Regions from separate parts of the Mus musculus genome. Here region 2 is linked to region 1. The links are chromatin loops, found by intact Hi-C in ENCODE. Cell type or tissue: heart. All regions are shown on one strand.

The links. Hi-C counts contacts between places; a loop is a spot of excess contacts. Peaks named below come from ENCODE experiments on the same cell type or tissue, not always from the same donor. Only the 100,000 strongest peaks of a DNase experiment are listed, where the experiment ranks them.
Region 2: a loop joins it to region 1, with 2.4 times the contacts of the local background. A loop is called at or near these places in 3 of 42 quality-filtered maps.

What each region holds. Positions count from the first base shown.
Region 1 is chr17:14,381,631-14,389,630 of GRCm38, forward strand. The region is part of intron 9 of Smoc2 (SPARC related modular calcium binding 2); the gene reads left to right. 4930474M22Rik (RIKEN cDNA 4930474M22 gene) reads right to left here. Exons shown (of 3, transcript NR_027986.1): 3 at 7,477-7,803. Among named protein-coding and RNA genes, the nearest start is that of 4930474M22Rik, 13 kb to the right of the region's middle. In heart, no CTCF peak of the experiment used is centred here; a DNase peak (open chromatin) is centred at 3,571; H3K27me3 peaks cover 7,285 bases.
Region 2 is chr17:14,239,978-14,247,977 of GRCm38, forward strand. Gm34772 (a long non-coding RNA gene) reads right to left here. Exons shown (of 4, transcript XR_385416.3): 4 at 6,441-6,904. Among named protein-coding and RNA genes, the nearest start is that of Gm34567, 5.7 kb to the right of the region's middle. In heart, no CTCF peak of the experiment used is centred here; a DNase peak (open chromatin) is centred at 4,824; H3K27me3 peaks cover 4,388 bases.

The DNA.
Region 1 (8,000 bases):
GGATTCCAGAGGGTGGTGACAACCTTCAGGTGGCACATGTCCCAGGCTGGTGAGCTGGGAAGCGAGGTGACACTATTAGCCTGTCACGTTGGCTGCTGCCTCGCCTCACTGAGTGAAGCCACTCAGACAGTGTTTGTTTTCCTTTGCTGCCTTTCTTCTCACTCCTACTAAATCGTTTTCTGTGATCTGAAATCAAGTTTCACCCCCAGTACCCACCCTGTGTTTTAAATCAAGAGCTGATCAGGATATTACCCCTCTTTGGCAATGTGAGTTGTTCCTTTCCTACAGTGTGTGTGTTTGTATGTGTGTGTGTGTGTGAGTGTGTGTGTGTGTGTGTGTGTGTGTGTGTGAGAGAGAGAGAGAAAGAGAGAGAGACAGAGAGACAGAGAGAGACAGAGACAGAGACAGACAGACATAATTAGAAAGACTGAGAGACTGGTAGAACAAACAAAGACTGGTGGTTGTTACGATCTCTGTTGACACCTGAGTACCTGAGCAGGCTTGGGTAGAATTCTGGGAAGCTATTGTCCGGATTCATTAGAAGAATATCTCAGCTGATCCCCAACCATGCCGAGTCAGGCCCCTCAGGGGGAAGGCACAGGCATTGGGCGGTTGGCAGTCCCCTGCTAGAGAAAGTCCATGGGTGGAGACAGCCGCACCCAGCTCCCTGAGGTGATCCAGGCAGGCATCTGGGGCTACAGCTATAGCAGGCAGGGTTATGAAAAGACCCTGCTGGAAGCAAAAACTGGATTATATTCTTTTGATAACGTTCTTCAGGCCAAGACCTCAGTGCCCACCTGTATAGACCAGTGACAGGCGAACGGGACGCTCCTGGATAGCCAAAAATGGAAGGAAGCATGGTTTATAATGAACAAATAGCAGGGCCTGGAAATTTCTAGATTGTTTTCCTTGAACAAGATTTAATATTTCATCCTAGTTTTGTTTTAGCTTGTCAAACTGAGGGCAGGCAGTCGCAGTGACATGGAGTCTCTGTCTGACAAAGGGTGATAAGGCTGCCCCTTATGTGCTAATTGACTTTCAGAAATTCCTGGAATGATTGAGGACGCTGCTGCTGGCGGGTGGCACTGCTGGTCTATCTTTTCCCGTGGGTTCTTCCTATCTAATCGGTTTCTTGAGCCTGTGGGATCCTCTTGTCCCCAGACAACAGTTGATGCTTTCCTCAGTCCCCACTCGGCCGTCTTGTCATCAGGGTCTCATGAAGTCAAAGAGGTGCTCAAAGCTTGAGGACCTTGTGATAACTGTCATGTCAGGACACCTCTGGGGCACACTGACATGCTCAGCAGAGAGGCTGGCTGTCACTTCACACCATCTTGCTAGATAGTAATTACCGCTCACCTTCCCTGGAGCAAAGCAGGCAACTTGCTCATTCAATGTAATGGTGGGAATTTTATCTCTGCAATTTTTCTAATGGAGAATTCTTTCTGGAGTAATGAGAGGAATAAAGCAGACACCCGGATATAGACATACCCACAGTGCCACCGCTGCCCATTGCTCTGCTCTGGCCATGAGATGTATGTTGCCATACTTTTAATTCTTGAGACACATACTCTTTTTGCACAGACTGGCTCCCCAGAACTTGCCACCCCAGCATCCTCTATGCATGGCATCTGGGAAGCCATATAGCTTCTAAGTTAGTAGAAGTAGGCAGTTGTTTTGTGCCTAGAGAATCAACAAGGAGCTGGGCTACAGCCCATCAACCCCTGCCCTTCCCTGTTGACAGCCATACCTACCCCTCTACAGCTCACAAAGGGAGAAGAGGACACTTGAGGGTCTGTAAAATCTAGATTTTCCTTCCAACTATTTAATTCCCAGAAATAACAACCCTGAGACTAATTATTAATGAATATCTAGGCTATAAGCTTTGGCTTATTCTCCAACTAGCTTGTAAGTCATTTTTCTGTTTATTCTCACCTGAGTTGAGCTGCCAGCTGGTTTATATCTGTCTCCTCAGCACTGTGGCATAAATCTCCAGTGCCTCCAATTATTTCCCAGAATTCTCTCTGGATGTCCTACCTCCTATTTCCTGCCTCAGCTCATTGGCCATACGCATTTTTATTGGCAGGTGATGCTTATAAGAGATTGTTTTTTCTATCAGAGCTGGTGCCTATAGCTGCAGGTGGAAGAGTTTCTGGGAAGCACTCGTGTGTCCTTCAGTGAAGACAGTGTTTCCTCCGCCTCTGAGATCGTGGCTGTAGGAATTTGGCAAAGTCTAGGCATGAGGTGGAGATTCCTGGAAGCCACTCTTGGCCTGTGTATTCTGAGGCCTTCCCAGAAGCACCCAGTAGGACCAGTTTCAGGTTCTCACCACTGTTTTCACACAAGCTCTCATGCTTGGAGTGACCTTTTAAGTACCAAAGCAAGAGTCTGTGGGGAGTCTTAAGCAGACAGAAGTCACACCTAGTGCTCAGACACACTTTAAAGGTGGGAATCTTCCGGAATCAGACTTTGCCCGGCTGAGGAACTTGGGTTACTCCCTTGGGGCTGAGAAGTGAGTAATCACAGTTTATCAAAACAATCATTCAGATGCATTGTGGAGCATGATCGTGTAGACCTGGAGGCAGGGGAGCTCTGCAGGGCTGCACAGTGTCCTGGATCAGCTCCTAGGCAGCTGAGGAGCTGACTGGGAATCCAGAGAATTCCTAGCTTACATCATGCTTGTGCTCTGCAGGGCTCGTGGGGAACAGGGACAGCAGGGTTAGCTTGAGGTGCTGTGACCCAACAGAACTACATGCACTGAAAGTTGGGTCCAGCCACATATTGTTGCCCTCAGGAGTCTGAGTTTTTTACCTTGGCATTGGCCTTTGGTAATTTTATTTTTTCGTCTTCACTCTTTACATATTAAAGGCAAATAGTGCATCCTTCAGCTTGGTAGCAAATTCCTAGTTGACCTGTCATGAGGTTTTGTGCAGTGTCTTAAGAGTCCCAGTTTTCTTAGAAGCAGTCAATAACTGGGTCCAGAACCAACACAAGCAGTGTATGCATGTTTCTACTGCCTGGAACCCAAGCAGGCAGTGTGTGCATGTCCCCACCACCTCGGTCCTGTGCAGGCCACTCATGCCTACCTCCTCCACCAGACTGCATATCTTCACCTTACAGATATACACCTCATCTCTTGCTCACCCCTCCATTAAGAGGCCCAGAGCTAACAAACAGATTGTGGGTTGTCAGACACTTGCTTAATGGAATTATTGTCCAGGCCATCAGGCTGGTTGTATGGCCCAACACAACTACATGCACTGCATGCTTCTCAGGGGACGTGAAGTGATGAGGGAGGCCCGTCACCAGCTGCACCGGCTGTGCTTTATGTCCCGTCTTTAAAGAGCAAGAACAGACATGGTACTGAGAAAGTTCAGCCATGCTGTCCCTAAGCCCGTCAGTCCCCGTGTGTAGGTTTGTCCTGTTGTATATGATGATTTGTGGCCAACAAAGGTCAAAAAAGAGGGCTACTGGGCACTCATCCTGAAACTACGTTATCACTATTGGATTCCTGTTGTCAGAGCAACCCGGACTCTCAACATTCTTCAGGACTGTTATATGAGCTCACCAGGCCCCTGGGCTGTAGGCCAGCATCTGCACTGGGACTTTAAGCTGCATATGAAGGCATCTGGTAGTACCTGCCTGATGCACTCCTTAGTGTGGAATATGCTTATAAAAATTCAGCCCCCTGACTGACCAGTTCCTATGTGTTCGAGTGGACTCTATAAGTACCTGAACTGCGTGAGCTTGCCCAACACCTCTGCAAGGGAGAGCCTAGGGTCCTAGTCAGATGCTGAGTGTGTGAGTTTGAGACAAATGGGTTCTCATCGGCTCAGATTGGGGAATCCTAAGAGGAGAACCTTGCTTGTTGGGCTCTCCCTGAAGAAATATAGTTACAGGAATGTGTGTGAGGAGATGACCCTATTTCAAGATAGCCTAGCATATAATCTGGGTGACAGTGGGCTGGGGAGTCATGGGCATGTGCCAACCACCTATCCCTCTGCCCATGGTGGGGAATTGCAGGCTGGTCTCCAGTTGAGCTGAGGTTTGAACCCCGGTGGTGATAATTCACCTTCATGAATGGTAGGCGTTCCCTCATGCTCCTAGAACTCTGGCTCCTGCCTAAGTTACTGCCCCCCACAGCCCCCACAAGAGAAGCATGGCTAGAAGTCACATAGGCAATGGCCCAAGCTTCTGATCTTCAGGCTAAACTCCTCCCCAGTTACCTAGCAACAGTAAAGACCATAAAAAGGGCTATTCAGCCCCTGCTTGCTCTCTTACCTCTTATGCTCTTACGTCTCTCTTGCTTTTTACCCCTCACTCTCACCCCCTTTCTCTTTGTCTTCTCTCCTCTCTTTTCTCTGTCTTCTCCTCTTCTCTCTCCCTCTTACTCTCTTTCTCTCTAGCCTTTCTCCTCTCTCTCTCTCTCTCTCTCTCTCTCTCTCTCTCTCTCTCTCTCTCCCTTCTCTCTTTCTCCCTGCATTTCTATAATAAATCTCTTAAAACCATAGAGAGTCTCTGCTCATCAAGATCCACCGCCCTCATCTCTCTCTCCTATAACCCTGGGGCTTTAGCAAGGTAGCTCCGGGGCTCCCCAGGTAGGGCTGCACCTTGGCCACCCCCTGAAGAGTGGGATAGAGGAATGCCCACCCAGGGATGAGTGGAAGATAGTTAGCAGCCCTCCCACACCTGACTGACCAGCGTATAGGTGGAACTCTGGCGGGGTGTGGGCCTTTTCCCTTCCCCCTCTTCCCCAGGGCCCCCTTTTTTAGTTCCCACAGCCCATGACTGTACCGGGCCCAAGCTTGGCTCAGGCCTGTGACTTCAGCATCTGTCTTGACTGCCCACCCACTGAAGTGACCTATTTATTCACACTGGGGCAGGAGTCACTCCTCACACACAGTTTTTGCTTCATAGTACACAGGGAGTCTGCTCCTTGTGCCCTGTCAGGAAGGGTGTTTTGTAACCTGCATGTTCAGTCACAGTGACTACCATTTATTTCCTCCTGCCATAGCTGCTGCCATCAAATGGGACTCTACCTTTTGCATATTAGCACAGCTTCTCTTCCGCCTCAACTCAACATCCTCATTTTCTTTTCATGCTGACTTCTTCCCTACACATTTTACCACGATAGCATGTGCGCCCTTCGCTGAGAAGTTTGACATTTTCCTAGAGTCAAGCCATTTCCCCTCACAGGCCCTTGCTGAAGGGTGCCATGCACTCCTGTGGGCCTGGGACTCTGGAGCCTTAGTTGAGGCTCTCACTGAAGTCTAAAGCAGCAGAGACAGAGAACACTGGGGCACTGTGCAGACACACAGAAGGAGAGCAGCTTTCACCAGAGCCAGCATGCTGCTCTCATGACTGGGATGCAGAGGACCAGGGCCCACTCTGACAGGAAAGCAATGAGCATACAGAGCCCAGAAATGCCGAGACTGATTGGTGTGATCCAAGCCAGGCACAGAACCAGACCAGGGACGTCCCTTGCACAAAGTGTATCAGGTCTCTGCTTCTCACAGCCTGCCGTTCTTGTCCAGGTCCCACCACCCGTGGGATTTGATGTCTGGTAGGTAGCCTCCTGAGGCAGGGTGTAAAGCAGACAGGAAGCACGTGTGCCAGGGCGCTGCATGCTGTGCCACCTCTGAACTGAGGAAACAGGATTCCTAGTGGTGATGTAAGCATTATTGAAAAGAAAACATGGCTTCCAGTTTCCCCATCCAGTGGCTGCCTCCCAAGTAAAACTCTAGGGGTATAGAAAATCCTTCAGGTTATTAACTTAACCTATAAATATGTATAAGCACGAGGTGACAACATTCCATTCAGAATGGAACTGGATTCCCGTTCCCTAACGCGCTGGGTTTATGACAGTCTAGGTGAAGGCGTCTGGAGCAAGGCCAGGGAAAGGCTGTAGGAGATAATCCGTCTCAGCTCTGATAAACAAGCTGGGGATGGACTCCAGAGAGAGCCTGTTTGCAAATGCAAAGCCAGCAGCATTTAGCCAGTGTAAGTTGTTCCTTCATTTGTATCACAGCCCCTTCCTACATCCTGGCTTTAATCAGACTGGCTTGTTTAGCAAGGTTTCTATAGGGTTAATAGAGATGAATTGAGGTCTCCATAAAAACTCTGGGGTACTCTGCCCTTTCTAGCATCCCTCAGATCTTCCATTGACACCTCACCTCGCCTCCCACCAGCATTGGCACCCATTCAGTGTGTCTTATGCCTGATGACCAGATAGGAGGTTGTTAACCCATCTCTGAGGATAAAGTCAGAAAAGATCCAGGACAGAGGGTGAGGAGATGCTGGCCTTGTCTTTTGAAAAACTCTTCTTCCTTCTTGAACATAATCTTGGCTGCTCTGCTTGAAGAGTACCACCATGGGTGGCAAGCATGGGTGTTCTCACCTTGGTGCCCACTGTGTATGGGCACCTAGTGCTTGTCTGTCCATTTTCCTGGCCACCAGTATGTGGTCACACCACCAGTATATGGTTATGCCACCAGTATATGGTTACTCCACCAAGGTTCGTCTGTCATCTTGACTTCATGTTCTCTGACCTTGTCTCACTGTCTCTACTGTCTGCTTTTGATTCTTCCTGAACCCAAATAATATAAGATGGGCCAGGTCTCCTGGAGCAGCCCAAACCTTACTCTTATTCACCAGAATGGCCGTGTACCGTATGAGTTTCCACACAAGTCATCAGAGGGTTGGGGCTGCCCCAGTACATTGACTTCGTAAACTCATAGCTCCAAAGATTCAATTAAATAGGCCAGTTGTCACCTGGGAAATTCCAGTTTGTCTGAGATTATGACATGCAGACCATCTGGTATCTTTCCATAGGAAGGGATCCCTGCAGTCAATTGGCACTTTTTACATTAACAATACTCTCCTTGCTACAACCCAAGGGTCATCAAGAAATGAGTTAGATTGTTTTGACTTTTATTGAGCAGAGACACCACTTATGGTGCAGTTGAGTCTGAGAGCAGATTAGCAGGCACTGGGCCACTGGGTTTTAAGGTGGGATTCTGAGGCTCAGTCCATGGTCCAACTTTCCCTGCTGCCCTGGAAGTGATATCACGTGTAAGAAGCTAACGTGTCCCTCTGTGCCTCGAATGTTCCCTTCCTAAGCCCTCTCATTCAGTCACCTGACTACATAGTCACACCCTGTGAGAATGCACGGCCTCTACTCTGCAAAGAAGCCCCGAGTTCTCTAGGGCAGTATCTGGATGAACCATGGGAAGACTGCAGAGTCTTGTTCATCTCCAGTGAGGATGCTACATGCATGGCTTCTCTTGCCAAGATTTCTAAGGTAGAAAGAATCCAAACACATATGGCTGGGTCTAGTTTCCTAAATGCAACAAACACTATCCCCAGCCAAGCAATAAAGGTTGGAGCTGGCTCCTGTGAGGTTGAATTCATGGTAGGGATACACTGGCTAACAGAGTTGTATTGTACAGAACAGGAAGCTCTCATCAGAGGAACCAAGAAGACAGTGTCTTTGAGCTGATTTATTAAGGAGAAGGTTGATGATAATAGACAGAGAGGAACAGCACCCAGAAACCAGACCTAGGCATCCAGAGTGAAGAAAGCCAAAAGCCCGAGAAGAGCCTGTGTTTTAGAAGAGCTTCGAATGCTTTCCATGTGGTCCTCTTGCACCGTGGTATTAGATATGTTCTATGATCGGTAATTTCACCTATGCCATTGGCTGGGTCATAGGGAGATGGGTCAGATGGGCATAGTCTTTCCTTAGAGAATTTGCCACTTTCCTGGAATCTTTTTCTGGACTTTCTTGGGCCCTTTCCCTTGACTGACAGTCTGGAGGAGAAGAAAACAGTTTAGTGACTTGGCCATGTTGTAGATTTAGATAGAATTTTCTGAAATCATGAGATATAGCATCCCCCTCCCTCCACTCTACCAGGCTTGATGCCCCAGTGAGCTGGAAATGGTAAAGCTGACGGACCCCCTTTAGTCATCTTCTCCCAGGCTTTTCACATAACAAGAGGCTGCTTGGC
Region 2 (8,000 bases), 140 kb before region 1:
CCTGAGGATCCTCACTTAGCACATTTCCTACTTATAGAGGGTTGGCTGTGGGCACGGAAGACGACCATGAGTGACGGCTGTTGAAATAAAACAGGAGCCAATAAAGGAGCAATGAGTCACACTGTGGTCACAGTTATACCAGCCAAGCTCTTGTAAACGGTAGGGCTGTGGGACACAAGTGAGCCCACACCGGGCTGACTCGCTGGGAGTCTTCATGGACGCCTGGCATGACGACTGCCCAGCTGTCACTGTCATGTGCTTGTAATAGCACCTACAAAAGACATAACGGGTCTTTAGCTTTTCCCTGTCTTTAAGGGACTATGAGGCTCTGATCTCTCTCTCTCTCTCTCTTCCCTGACTCTCTTCTCTCTCCCCCCTCTCTCTGTTGTTTTCTGGCTCATTAAAGGGTGGGTATTCCCAATTTTGGACTAGACCTTTCAAACCATCATTGAAAATAAACATTTTCATAAGTTCATTATTTTAGGTATCTTGGTCTATCTGATTAATATAAAGAATCGGTGTCAGGAGTGAGATCATTGGTACAGCTATATTGGCAAGATGGAGGAGGCTTTGCTTTATAGGGGGAGCTTGGAGGGCCTCAAAGGAGCAGCCAGAAAAACCTGGAGCACATTGAGGAGACTGTATTGGCAATTCTGCGCAAGCTCAGAACAGAATGTAGAAGAAAATGTAGACAGTAGAGGCCATCTTGATGAGGTTTCAGATGAACATGAACAGAACAGTCTCCTGGGAACTATAAAGAGGCTATCCGTATTTGTACTACAACATAAAAAAATGATTGCATTTTGTCCGTGTCCTGGGACTTGTTAAGACTGAGCTTAAAAGGTGACAGACAACTCCTCTGGTGGAGAGAATTCGAAGGCAGCACAGTGTCCAGACAGATGAGTGAGTGTAACTCTTCTTTAGCCAACTTTATAAGTGAGGATCAGCATCAAAGGGGGAGCAGAATAGCAGGATCTGGAAAACCTGTGGCACGGCCAAGAAAGAAGTGTCTATTTTTGTTCTATCCAGGGCAGGTACAGTCAACAGTTCAACATAAAGCACCCAAGTGCTCCAGGCCTTTACCAGAGGCTCAGAAGTGTAGAAATGCAAATGTGTTTCAGAGATTTTTCCAGGGCAGATTCCCCCACCCCCAACCCAAAGAGCCCTGGAGTGTTCTGCATGCCCAGAACTGTCCTTGGATTCAGATCCACTTCCTTCTGCTCAGCCCGTGAAATGTCCCAAGGGTACCATAAATATGGCTCAAGCATACCTGTTGGTTCAAGCACACCTCACAATCGTCTCCACCATACTGGTTCTGCAGATGGGCAGAGGGTACGAGTTGTTATGCTGTCAGAGGCTTCCAGTGGGATTTCAAGGAAATGCTCTCGATGCCAGGGCAGTGTGTGGCAGGATCAGAGATGATCCGTGCAGTCATCAATAGGACAGTGGAGACCCAGGAATATGAAGCATGTGTTTGGAAAACTATCGATAGCGTGGGAAGCCTGCCTGGGAGAGCAGTCATGTGTGTTGCAACCAGCCATGTTGTAAGGGTGGAGTTCCTCAGAGTTCATGGCCCATGATCATGATCCTTAGAAGTTGCCATGGAGACTATGACTTCAAGTTATGTTTTCCTTGCTGAGTTTCAGTCTTGGCCTGGTACCTCCTCTCTGCTTCTCTCTATTCTTCATTTTTAGAGTATGAATCTGGGTGTCGAAGGTTTGTTACAGGGGCTCCTGGTCAAGTTTGTCTGGAATCTCAAGGGAGTCTTCAGACGTGTCCCTTGGGGTGACACTGAACAGGTGAGACTTGGATAATCCTGGGATGGACTGAGGGTCTTTTGCACTGTGAGATGGACATGAGCCTTTGGGGATAGCAATAAAATGCTGTATTTAGGTGTCTGGTATCCCCCATTGGGTGCGTGTCAAAGGCTCCTCACGGCAGTGCCACTGGGAAGTAGAAGAAGATAGAGATAGACTAACTGGCCCTTAGATGCCGAGGGCATGGCCTGCGGAGAAAATCCCACGGGTCTCTGGGATTTTCCTCCTCTCTGTTGGCCTCCTGGATGTGAAGTTTCTTCTGTCTCATTTTCCCTATCAGTACCCGAAATGCCCCAAAAGCTGAGTCCATCCAAGCGTGGGCTGGAACTATTAAAACCACGAGACACAGTAAACCTTTCTCTTCACAAGCTAATTGTCTCAGGTTTTTTGTTACAGTAATGAGTAATGGCAAGCTGATTAAAGAGAGCTTTGTGTTTTCCTTTTGAGGAAATGATGTTGCTGTCGTGGTTGGCTTAGAAAGGAAATTTCTGTGAGCTTCATTTTTTTTTTTTCATGGCAGTTTCTCTGTATAGCCCTGGCTGTCCTGGAACTCACTCTGTAGACCAGGCTGGCCTCAATCTCAGAGATCTGAGTGCCTCTGACTCCTGAGTGCTGGGATTAAATTGTGTGCGCCACCATGCCTGGCTTGAAAAAATTTTAAACTATTATTTAAAATTCACTATACATGAATACATGCCGATGTGTTATACAAAGTCCTTCTCAATAATATTTCAGATATGTCAAGCATCTCTCCTCCTCCCCCTTCTTCTCCTGCCATCCCCTTTGTCACCCTAGCATTATTTTTATTCCCATGTTCTACATGTATGTGTGATTCTGTGTGTCTGTATAAATCCTATTACTCACAGACGAGAAAAGAAAGATATGATATGTATCTTTCCGAATCTGACTCATTTTCTTTGGTACAGTGATCGCCAGTCGCACCCATTTTCCCACAAATACTTCTTTCTTTATGGCTAAATAAAACCCTATTGTGCATCTGTGGTACATCTCGCCCACATCTGTGGTACATCTCGCCCACATCTGTCATGGGCATCTAGGTTGACCATAATAAACTTGGCCAGCATGAGCAGTGCTGCAGTGAACACATGAATATTTGCAAGTATCTCTAAGACACGTCGGCATTGGGTCTTACTAAGGAGGGGTATAACAGGCTAATCTGGAAAGTTCTATTTTTAGTTTTTGTAAGAGCCCCCTCCACTGATTTCCACATTGGCTGCACCATTCCCCAGAGATGCATAAAGAGGATCGAACATTTTCAATGACATGTTCGCCTCCCATTCTCCCTCTCGTCAGTAGATCAGCCAGTAGCTCAGGACAGAAAGAGAATGGGGTCCTGGAAAGTTTTCTGTAGATGACCGGGTCTGGGAATGTCAGATCGTTCCCTCAGACTTGAGATCTCCGTCAGTCAGAGCAGCAAAAACATGTTTTTCCTAGTCTAAAACCACTCACAAATCATGGGTTATAAGTTACAACAACAAAATCTCAGTCCTGTTCAGAACTGACACACATCCGCACCCAGCACGTATCAGAGGACTACAGGCCGTTCACTGTGGGTTCTGTGCATGGCTGTGTAGTGGGTGGCTGTCTCCCCTGAACGGGACTTTCAGGGACAGTCTAGGGCACTGGCAGGGGCCCCCAACCACCAACGGCTGGCTTGGAGGCCGCAACAAGGGGAATTGGTAATACATGGCTTATATTTCCCTTAAAATAAATATCTGCTGAAAAATTAAAGGGAAACGTGGTTGGCCAAATGTATTTGGGTTTTAATCAAACCAGAGTTATGTGAAAAATAGCCCGAATACTCAAATAACTGAGGCCACTGTCAAGAACTCACAACAGTGTCTGTGGAGGGCGAGCTGGCTTCAGATCTAACCTGAGGGCCAGGTAGCCACAGCCAGGGTGGGCTCTGACAATTCGAGGAATGAGTTTATATATTTCTGAATCTGGAGCACACATAAGAGAACAAGGTTTTCCCTTAACTCCCCTTGGAGAGGTCCCCAACACCCCATCTACTGCATGAAGTTGTCTATTGCATGAAGGGGCTTACATAGGAGCCTAGGAAGCAAGGAACCAGGTGTGTGTGTGTTGCGGGGGGGGGGGGGGAATCTCAGTGGCAGACAGAGCAAGTGGACCTAGATCCCAGGATGGCTGTGCCCTGAGACAGTATGGAAGGATGGCTGCATCCTTGGAGATGTGACCAGTGTGGCCCCCAAGGCACCAAGAGACTGTTTGGAGACCTTATTTTATTCTGAGTGTTCATGTTCGAGAGGAAAGATAGAGGCTATCTGTATTCTGCTTTATCCGACAGGCCTGGATGTCCCCTGGCCATCAAGAGCAGGGCATAACATTCAGGGTCCTGGTTGAACCTCCTAGGAAAAGCGTTTGCTTCACTGCTAGGAAATGAAACAGATCACTGATTAAGGCCCATCCTGAGATGTTAAGAACCAGCAAGTGAGAAGGAGAGCTCTGAGGCCAGCCTGCAAGGTAGTTGGGAAGCGCTCAGACCCAAGCCGACTCCGCCCTTTAACTTCAGCTCTACACAGCCTAGGAACCATCTCCAAGCTGCCTGCACCTGCAAGCATTGGTCACCGTGGCTAGGTGGTCTGCAGGGCACCTGCCAGGCCAGGTGTGCCTAGTGAGGTGAGCTTGCCAGGTATGTGGGCCACTTCACAAGCTCTTCATAGCCACTCCTTCTCCTTGGTAGAAACCAAGTGGAACAAGTAGCCTCAGGTCACTGAAACTGAAAACTGTCACCCTTTCTTCTCCAAGTGAGCCCATAATCCACTTTGGGGCTCTGAACAGAACCACAGTCAAGCCAGTGAGTGCTCTCTGCTCTCTGCCAGGTCCATGTGAACCAGAAAAGCACTACACACATACACAGGGGATGTGAGACAAGCAGAGTCCCAGCTGTGAGACACGGGAGTCCCCATGTTTGGCTGGGGTTTCTGTGGACACTCGACATTGGCCACGGTTGCTGATCAAATGTCCTCAGAGGATAGTGAGGGCAGAAACCTGGCAGCAAGTCTCAGCCAAGGCCTGGCAGCCGTTCCCAGAACCTGGCTGGGCTTGCAGCACACCCGGCTGATCTGCAGCTCTGATTGGGATCTTCCTCCAACAGCTTCCCCACCGAGTGAAGGCAGAGTCCCATTCAAACAAGGGCCTCTGGGGGCCAGCTCTCTGTCTCCAGAATCCAGAAGCATTCGTTCCTGGGGCACAAACACAAACACAAACCGCACCAGGAGGAAAAGCAGACACAAACAAAACCGAGTGCCTTCCTTCACAGCAGAGAAACTATCGCTAATGACATGAACATTGGACAGCATCTCACCCGTGATCCGCCAGGCTCCTTGCAGCTGGGTAACCTCAGGCATATTTCTGTCTAGTTTTAACTTGTCAGATATAGATATATATATTTTTAAGCAAAACTAAACAAAACACTACAGGCCTATTTTGGCCTGCCCTTGACTTGAATGCTCACACATGTCTAAATTCTGAGCTGGTTCTGGGCTGTTCCTGTGTCTTCAGGTAGTTAGGGATCCAGGATTCTCTGTGCATCTGAGTGCGGACTCCCAAGATTCCTCCTGTTTGTGGGGACACACAAGATTCCAGTATGTGTGTGCACACTGTGACCTGGGGTACAGGGTGTTAGTGTCCATGCCTCTTTCTTATGTGGTCTTTTACCAAATACCAGCATGATGGGATTGGACAGTGGTGCTGATGGGGAACTTTGAGGATCTGCCCTGTGAGAGCCACCGTAGACAGGGAAGTATCCACAGCAATACGGTAGCCTATCCTTCTGTCTTCAGTGGTAATGTAGGTCGATGGCAGCATGACAAGCCGAGGGACAGCTCAAGAGAATAGGGGCCACTATCCAGGGAGTTCGTCTTCTGTGTAGCAAGCACTGTAGAGCTATTTAGGCACAGTGCTCTTGCCTGCTTAGGTGACACCCACAGCTGAGCTTCTCAGGCCTGTGGCACCTTTCTCCCTCAAAGTTTCCTCATAGCCCCCAAGTTCCCCTGGGAGGAGCAAAAGCCTGAATTCCAGCCAGGCCATCTCAGCAAACCTCTGTTTATCACTTCTGTCTGTTTAAGTTTCTAGGCAAGGGTTCTTTAAAAAAAGGGATCTGAGTCCAAGGCTAAAATCAGTCTTTGGAAACCCATACTTTAAGCCTTGGATTGATGCTGTGTGCTTAGCATGTGAAAATACATGGAATTCTGATCCACTGTGTTTCGGCCCAACTTGCATGCCCCACTCACTCCACTGGAGGATACTCGCCTGCCTCACAGGCGGCAGGACCCTAACACAGTCACACCTGGGGAGGCAGTCCAGGAGAAACCTGCTGCCCGTGTGGACTGAGACGAGGGATTGGAGAAGTCAGCGTCATTTCACTAGCTGATTGTCAGAGACACTTTACTGGAAAAAATAACATTTGAGCTCACAGAAATACAACTGGGAAGCCAACAGAAGCCTAAACTATTATCACCTACAGAAAAGGGATGAGTCAACCAAGGTAAGTCAGTATCTAGATGGAATCAAATCAACAGTTTTAGACATCTGTCATGTGAGTGACAGAAACAAAACCAGGTCTCGGTTCCTGCCCTCTGGATTAGAGAGACTGGATTAAAATTCTGTTAAGCTCTTAATCCCCTGTGTTGGGTGCTGAAATCATCATGTCTGGGCAGACATACAAAGTCAGTTATTTCCAGAAGTTAGTTATTATGTAATATAACCATCTAGGCATGGCTTCCAGATATGCATTTGTCTGTGAGCAAGTTGAATGGGGATTTTCCTGAGCACTGGGGACAACAGCCTGGTCATGGTTCTCCGGTGTCTCCTCAGACCCTTGTAGGTTTGGTAGTAGTATTGGAAATCACATGCTGGGCAGAGCCTCCTGGGCCTGCTTGACTCAGGCTGAAGCATCTCTGTAGAGGACAGAGAGGACTTACCTTTTCAGGCCAGCTCATACCTGGAGATGGGAGCCCTGTGGAGCCACGGCTTGTTCTTTGTCACTGTCTATCAACTTGCACCTCTCCCTCAACCCAGGACACATCAGGAGCTCTTGAGTTCTGTAGAGAAATAGAACCAGTAGTATGAATATATATATATATACATATATATTTATATATGTACACATATACACAAATATATGTATATAATAAATCCCTTTCAATGTATATTTATATACACATATACACATACGTATATACTTATATATGCATGTATCTACACACACATACATATACATGTACACACACATATATGTATATAGATATACATATACACACTATATATATGTATATATGTGTGTGTGTATATACATATACATACATACATATACACACACACACATATATATGTACAAAATGTAATAAACCTATATATATATATATATATATAGGTTTATTAGATTGTCTTATGTAGTAGACACTGTCTGCAAACTGGAGAGGCTGAGAACCTGGTAGTTTCTCCGTCTATCATACTGAATGCCTTGACATCCCACCCTGGTGCTGAAGGCCTGGAGGACAATCTCTAGTCTACAGTTCACATGGGAAGGCTGAGAATCTGGGTTCTAATAGCAGAAAGCCAGAAGTAACAGCACAGATGCACTCACTAGCAAGAAGGGAAGGCAGGCAGGCAAGGGGCACGGCTTTCCCTGACATTTCTTATATCTGGGTTGCCTTCCCGCTCTGGGGGAGGGTTTTTCCCACGCTCACCTCTGTAAGGTACCCATACAGATCCACCCAGAGATGTGTCTCTTGTCTGACACCAGAGACAATCCAGTTGGCAGTCACACCTTGTTTCTAGGGAATCACAGCGAGTCAGACACACATAGAAGTGTAGCACCCAGCACTGAGTGCTGTTCACAGGTACCAGGTGACAGCAACAGATCTCACATGTGGACAGCATGAAGCAAGTGCAGAGGCGTCTTTCAGCCACAGGGGCTGGGTGCCTGGCAGCACCATCACTTTGGGAGGATGAGGGCAAGTAGGTGTTCACTGAGGTGGGCAGCAGATGACCTGTCAGAGCGGTGGGCAGAGCTCTGAGCAACGCTGTGTATAGCGGCCTGTGGCCAAGCCCTGACCCTTGTACTGGTCATCACAGACAGTCTCCCATGCACACTTGGGATGAGGAGTCGGGGTGGTTCATCTGCCCCTCGGCACA